Linked DNA regions of Homo sapiens: region 1 is linked to region 2. The links are chromatin loops, found by intact Hi-C in ENCODE. Cell type or tissue: PC-3. All regions are shown on one strand.

What was found. Hi-C counts contacts between places; a loop is a spot of excess contacts. Peaks named below come from ENCODE experiments on the same cell type or tissue, not always from the same donor. Only the 100,000 strongest peaks of a DNase experiment are listed, where the experiment ranks them.
Region 1: a loop joins it to region 2, with 2.0 times the contacts of the local background. A loop is called at or near these places in 2 of 110 quality-filtered maps.

The regions. Positions count from the first base shown.
Region 1 is chr14:68,308,760-68,311,259 of GRCh38, forward strand. The region is part of intron 8 of RAD51B (RAD51 paralog B); the gene reads left to right. Among named protein-coding and RNA genes, the nearest start is that of RAD51B-AS1, 380 kb to the right of the region's middle. RefSeq lists an enhancer at 459-528. In PC-3, no CTCF peak of the experiment used is centred here; a DNase peak (open chromatin) is centred at 1,072; H3K27ac peaks cover 264 bases.
Region 2 is chr14:68,694,329-68,696,828 of GRCh38, forward strand. No RefSeq gene overlaps it. Among named protein-coding and RNA genes, the nearest start is that of RAD51B-AS1, 10 kb to the left of the region's middle. In PC-3, no CTCF peak of the experiment used is centred here; a DNase peak (open chromatin) is centred at 1,213; H3K27ac peaks cover 2,500 bases.

The DNA.
Region 1 (2,500 bases), 390 kb before region 2:
CATTTTCTTCTTCAGAAAAGAGACTGTTTAGCTTTCTGCCACCCAAGTCAGTCATCCTCAGCCTGAACAATGGAGCTTAATGTTCTCCATCTTCCTAAGAGTTAGTGTCTGTTGTTATGAAAGTGAATTGAAACCAAATGTACTTTCTATTGGAAAAGCTGCCCTTGCTCTCAGCTCATGGACAAAACTGAGAGAGAAGGCTCTTACAAAACAGAGGGAAAAATCCTCGCTGTCATGTCATAACACCAGTTATTTCACTGTTAGACCTATGAACATATCTTTGATGCAACACTACACTATTTGATGATGTTTCTGTGTCACTTAAGATGGGCGTTTCATATTTATCTCTTAGAAATGTTAGCAGATTTTTTTCACGAGTTATCTTGCTTATGGACTGGAAAAGCTATTCTTACAGTAAGACCCTTCATTAACTGAGAAGGCATAAAAGATAGCTCATGTTCTCCACCAAGAAAGGAAGCTCTGTTTCTCTCTGTCTGATGGGAAGCATTTGAGACAGAGCAGCTTCATGAAGTGTGGATGTCTGTTACCCACTTCCCAGTTTTTAAAGTAAAAGCCAAGTCAATGGCACTGGTACTTGTAGTGAAATGAGCCACAGAGGCATCATTACTCATCACCATCACGACTCAAGGATCAGCAAATGAGAGTCCTGAAGGTAAAGAATGTTTATTTTCAGGTAGAGAAGAAAGAAAAATCACGGAGAGGTAGAGAAAAGTGAAGGGCAAAGGAAGAATCCAGCAGACATTAAGCAACACTGTATCTTCCAAGATCATAAAGCCAAATAGTTCCTGCTAGATTTAACTTTTATTATTTTGGGAGATGAAAATCACTGGGGCATGGAGTTCTCATTCTGCATTTAGGAACTTCCATAATATTTTAATAATAACAATAATGATAATAATGCCAATCACTTTAATTAAATCTCCCTAAATAAGCATCTTTTAATGCAGTGTTGTTTGCTGTAAAACATCCCAACTAATGGTAGAGGCTGGATGTCTGCCAAAGACATGGTGAGGGAACCGCCACAGAGCCGCTGGTATTGGACCCTGGCAGAGCTGGTTCCTCTAGCCAAAGGAAGTGAATAATCATGGGGAAGTGGTTATTCCAGCTGTGACACTCAGGAAATTTCAGTAGAATGTGATGGCCTTATATATGGAATATTCTTAGACATACTAGGATGGCACATGTAAATTATCATGGGAAACATAATTTGAGGAATACAGAAGATTATAAGGTATTATTTGATTCAGGTTTTTTTATGTTAGTTTGGAGCCATTGTCAGGCATGGAAATACTTTCATTGATATTCCTGTCTTCTATAATTCAAGGCCTTAATAATAAACTGGTTTTGAATCAATCAGTTGTCTGATAGACGGCTCCTGGGAAGACTGGAGAGCCTTATGAGGGTGCCCACCTCTCTCCTGTGTAAAAGGCCCTTCACTCTGGCAGCTTCACTCTTGGGTGGTGTTGGGTAGAAGTAAGATCAGATACCCTGCTCACTGTAGGATGGAAGGGATCACATCAAAGCTCTGAGGGCTGTTTTCCCCTTAGGCATCCAAACCTGATTTCCTCTTATCACCTGATATGAATTTTCGACTGTTTCACTTTTTCCTTCTCTGTGCTTGTGTTTTTTACAAAACCATGAAGCCTGTAAACCACACGGTAGATATGATCACAACAATATTAGTGGAGAACCCCATGCTGTTGTCAGTATCACCATCATAGGTATGAGTGCTTGATGCAGGGTGTGAGGGGGAAGGGGGCAGTCTTTTTAAAAAGCAGGTCACGGCTGGACGTGGTGGCTCACGCCTGTAATCCCAGCACTTTGGGAGGCCGAGGTGGGCAGATCACTTTAGGTCAGGAGTTCAAGACCAGCCTGACCAACATGGTGAAACCCGTCTCTATTAAAAATACAAAAATTAGCTGGGTGTGGTGGTGCACATCTGTAATCCCGGCTACTCGGGAGGCTGAGGCAGGAGAATCACTTGAACCTGGGAGGCAGAGGTTTCAGTAAGCAGAGATCACGCCACTGCACTCTAGCCTGGGCCACAGAGCAAGACTCCATCTCAAAAAATTAATTAATTAATTAAAAATTAAGAAGCAGATTACCTTTGAACCTGTTTAGATAGTGGTCTTCCATCCATCACCTCTTAACTCCTCATCTCCCATTTTCCCAACCCCACACACCTCATCTTTGCATGGATGAAGTGCAGTCTCTCCAGAACGTTTTTGTGAGTGGAGGGATGCAGAGTAGATTGTCGGTGCCATGTCTACGTTGTTAACTGCAGTCCAACATGTAATCTAGTTAAAAAAAGAAAGAAAAGAAAAACCCATAAAATAAATTTTAATAGACTACCCCTAGGCAACTTTGAAGAGGAAATCATTGCAAGAAAATGAGACTTACTAAATAGGCCATTTGAGAAGCAGGCAATGGCTATTTTAAAGGCTTGAGGTTTTAATATATGTATATGCCTTTTTTCCCT
Region 2 (2,500 bases):
AAGGAAATGGAAGACAAAAGAAAGAGCAGAGCAGGGGAGCCAATGGTCCCCTGAGTCTTCATGTTTATGAGGCTACTTGGGACCTAGGAGTTCAATAACCTGCCATCCACACATTTCACACAATACAATTGACTCCGTGCAATAGATGTGTTCCCAGAAGCTGTCTGGGAACAGCTAAAATTTGAGTAATAATTTTATGTGGTGTTTTCATACAATTTGGATAATCTGGATAATTGTTACATATCGTGGTTTGGCTTAAAGCCAGGGTTACCCCTAACAATAACAGAAGTGTTGACTGCTTGGGGCCTGGCACCTCCCACTTGGACCTGCGGTTTGTGAAAGGCTCCTCCTAGGTCTTGGCCCCCTACTTGTCTTCCCTGGAGTCTTCTGTCCTGGTAACTGCTCCAGAGTCATCCTCACAGCGTCTTCCTCCACACCCTCTGTTGAGCACCCAAAGCTCAGGATGTGCCACAGGAAGCAGGGAGAGAAGACGCCACCCTGCCTTCAAGGAGCTCCCCTGGGAGCTGGGTCTCCCCAGATGCATTTCTGGGGATGTCTGTGAAGCCCATAGCTGGGCAGCCCAGACCGCCCCACACAGGAGGCGCTGGGCTCACCAGCTAAGGGTGGGAGCTCCACCTGGTCAGATCTTGCTCCAGGTCACTTTTAAGATTGCAGTGCAGGCACTGGGCACTGGCCTGCCCGAAGCCTGCCTTATCCAGGGACTCATTTCCTGGCTTTGCTTCTCCTCTACCCAGCTTATGAGAGGAGTGCTAGGAGAGGGAGGGAAAACAGAAATCTAAACTTGCTCAGGGGTCCTATTTTGTATCTTCCCTCTGAGCTTTTTTGGTTTCAACCAAAGCATATTCCCCCTCTTTTCTGTGGACTCAAAACCCATGCCCCTCACTTGGACCGGGCCTTCCTCTTCCCGCTTTGTCCACCAGCCTCAAGTCCCATGATAGAATCTCCTGGATAGTGTTTCTTTAACTGGGCTCGAGCCCCACAGTAAAGTCTTGGTCCTCCGCCGGCCAGAGCCCACATCTCTGATTCAGCAACAGGGGCAGGTGTTCAGGGCAATCTGGGTTAGGTCCACTGAAAACCAAAGGAAATAACATTGGTCTGATTCAAGGCCTTCAGAAATGAGTCAGCCCCCGAGCCCATCAACCATCACTGTTACTCAACATCACACCCACGTTATTCATGAAGTATTGTCTTCAGCTTACTAGACAACAGAGCCCCACCAGACTCTGGGAGGCTGAGGATGACTTATTGGTCTGCTGTGGGCTCAACATCAAGTACATACCTTACCTCTGTCCAAAAACTGGAGTGGAAGAGCGCTGAGTCAGGAAGGCTCATGCCCCGAGGCGTCTTCCCACAAGCCTCTGGTCACCCTGAACAGTCTGTTCTGGATTTCACACCTTGGAAAAAAGTCCTCTATGAGTACAATGAGTGGAAAGAGTCTTAGAGGAAGAGTTGGGGCCAGGTGGCCAGGTATGTGCAGCACCTCTGCCCAGCCCTCCTTGGCCCACAGTCTTAGGCTGGTAGCCTGCATCCTATGCAATAGCCAATGTTACTCTTGTTTTTCATTCCTTCTAAATGATCCAACTGAGGACCTGCCAAGTTGAAGTTGGATGTGACTTTCCTTCCTATGGGGTAGAGGGGGACTTTTCTGGGTGTAGTGGGAAAACACTGTGGCCAAACACATGACTCTGGAGTCCCAGAGGCTTGGACTCAAAGTTCCAACCCTGCCATGTACCAGCTCAGCAAGTGACTTATCCTCTCTCAGCCTGTTTCCTCTTTGATAAAATGGGGATAATAACACTGTCCATCTGTAAGACTGTTGTGAGTTTTCAATGTCATAGTGCACATAAATGCCTGGCACCTCGTGAGTGCTCCCTCAACGGCCCTGCCAGTGTTGTTGCCACTGTTATTATTATTTTAGTTAGTACCACTCTCACTACCATTCTCCCTAGGCCGGAGTCTTCTTTCACATGAGACCCTTGTCTTCCTGATTCTGGTATCCTCAGCACACAGGCACAGTCGGGTGCAGTGAGTGGTAGTCCAACATAACTTCTGAAGGGGAGGAGCCCCAGAGAGAGGGAATGGCATGTTCAAAGGTCCTGCGGTGGGAAGGTGCATGGAAAATTTGAAGAAAATGGTATAGAAAAAAGTCCAATCATTAGCTACAGGCCCCCAGCAGCTGCTTTAGCCAATCCTCCAACCTCCTCATTGGCATGGCAAGACCACAGAAGCCTGGAGCCCTGATACCTACTCCAGCCCTCTGCTCCTCTCACTGACCAGGAAACTTCCCTTAAGACAGAAGCCCTAAGGTCATCTGAACCCCAGAAGACCCAAGGAAGCAGAAATATACCAAATGAAGATCCTGAGGCCTTTGTGTTTAGTTACCATAAAAAAATAAGTCCCCAAACCTGGCTATTTGTACTTGGCATTGGATAATTCGAAGGTGATTGAGGAAGGTACTGGGGAAGGAAGCCCAGGCAGG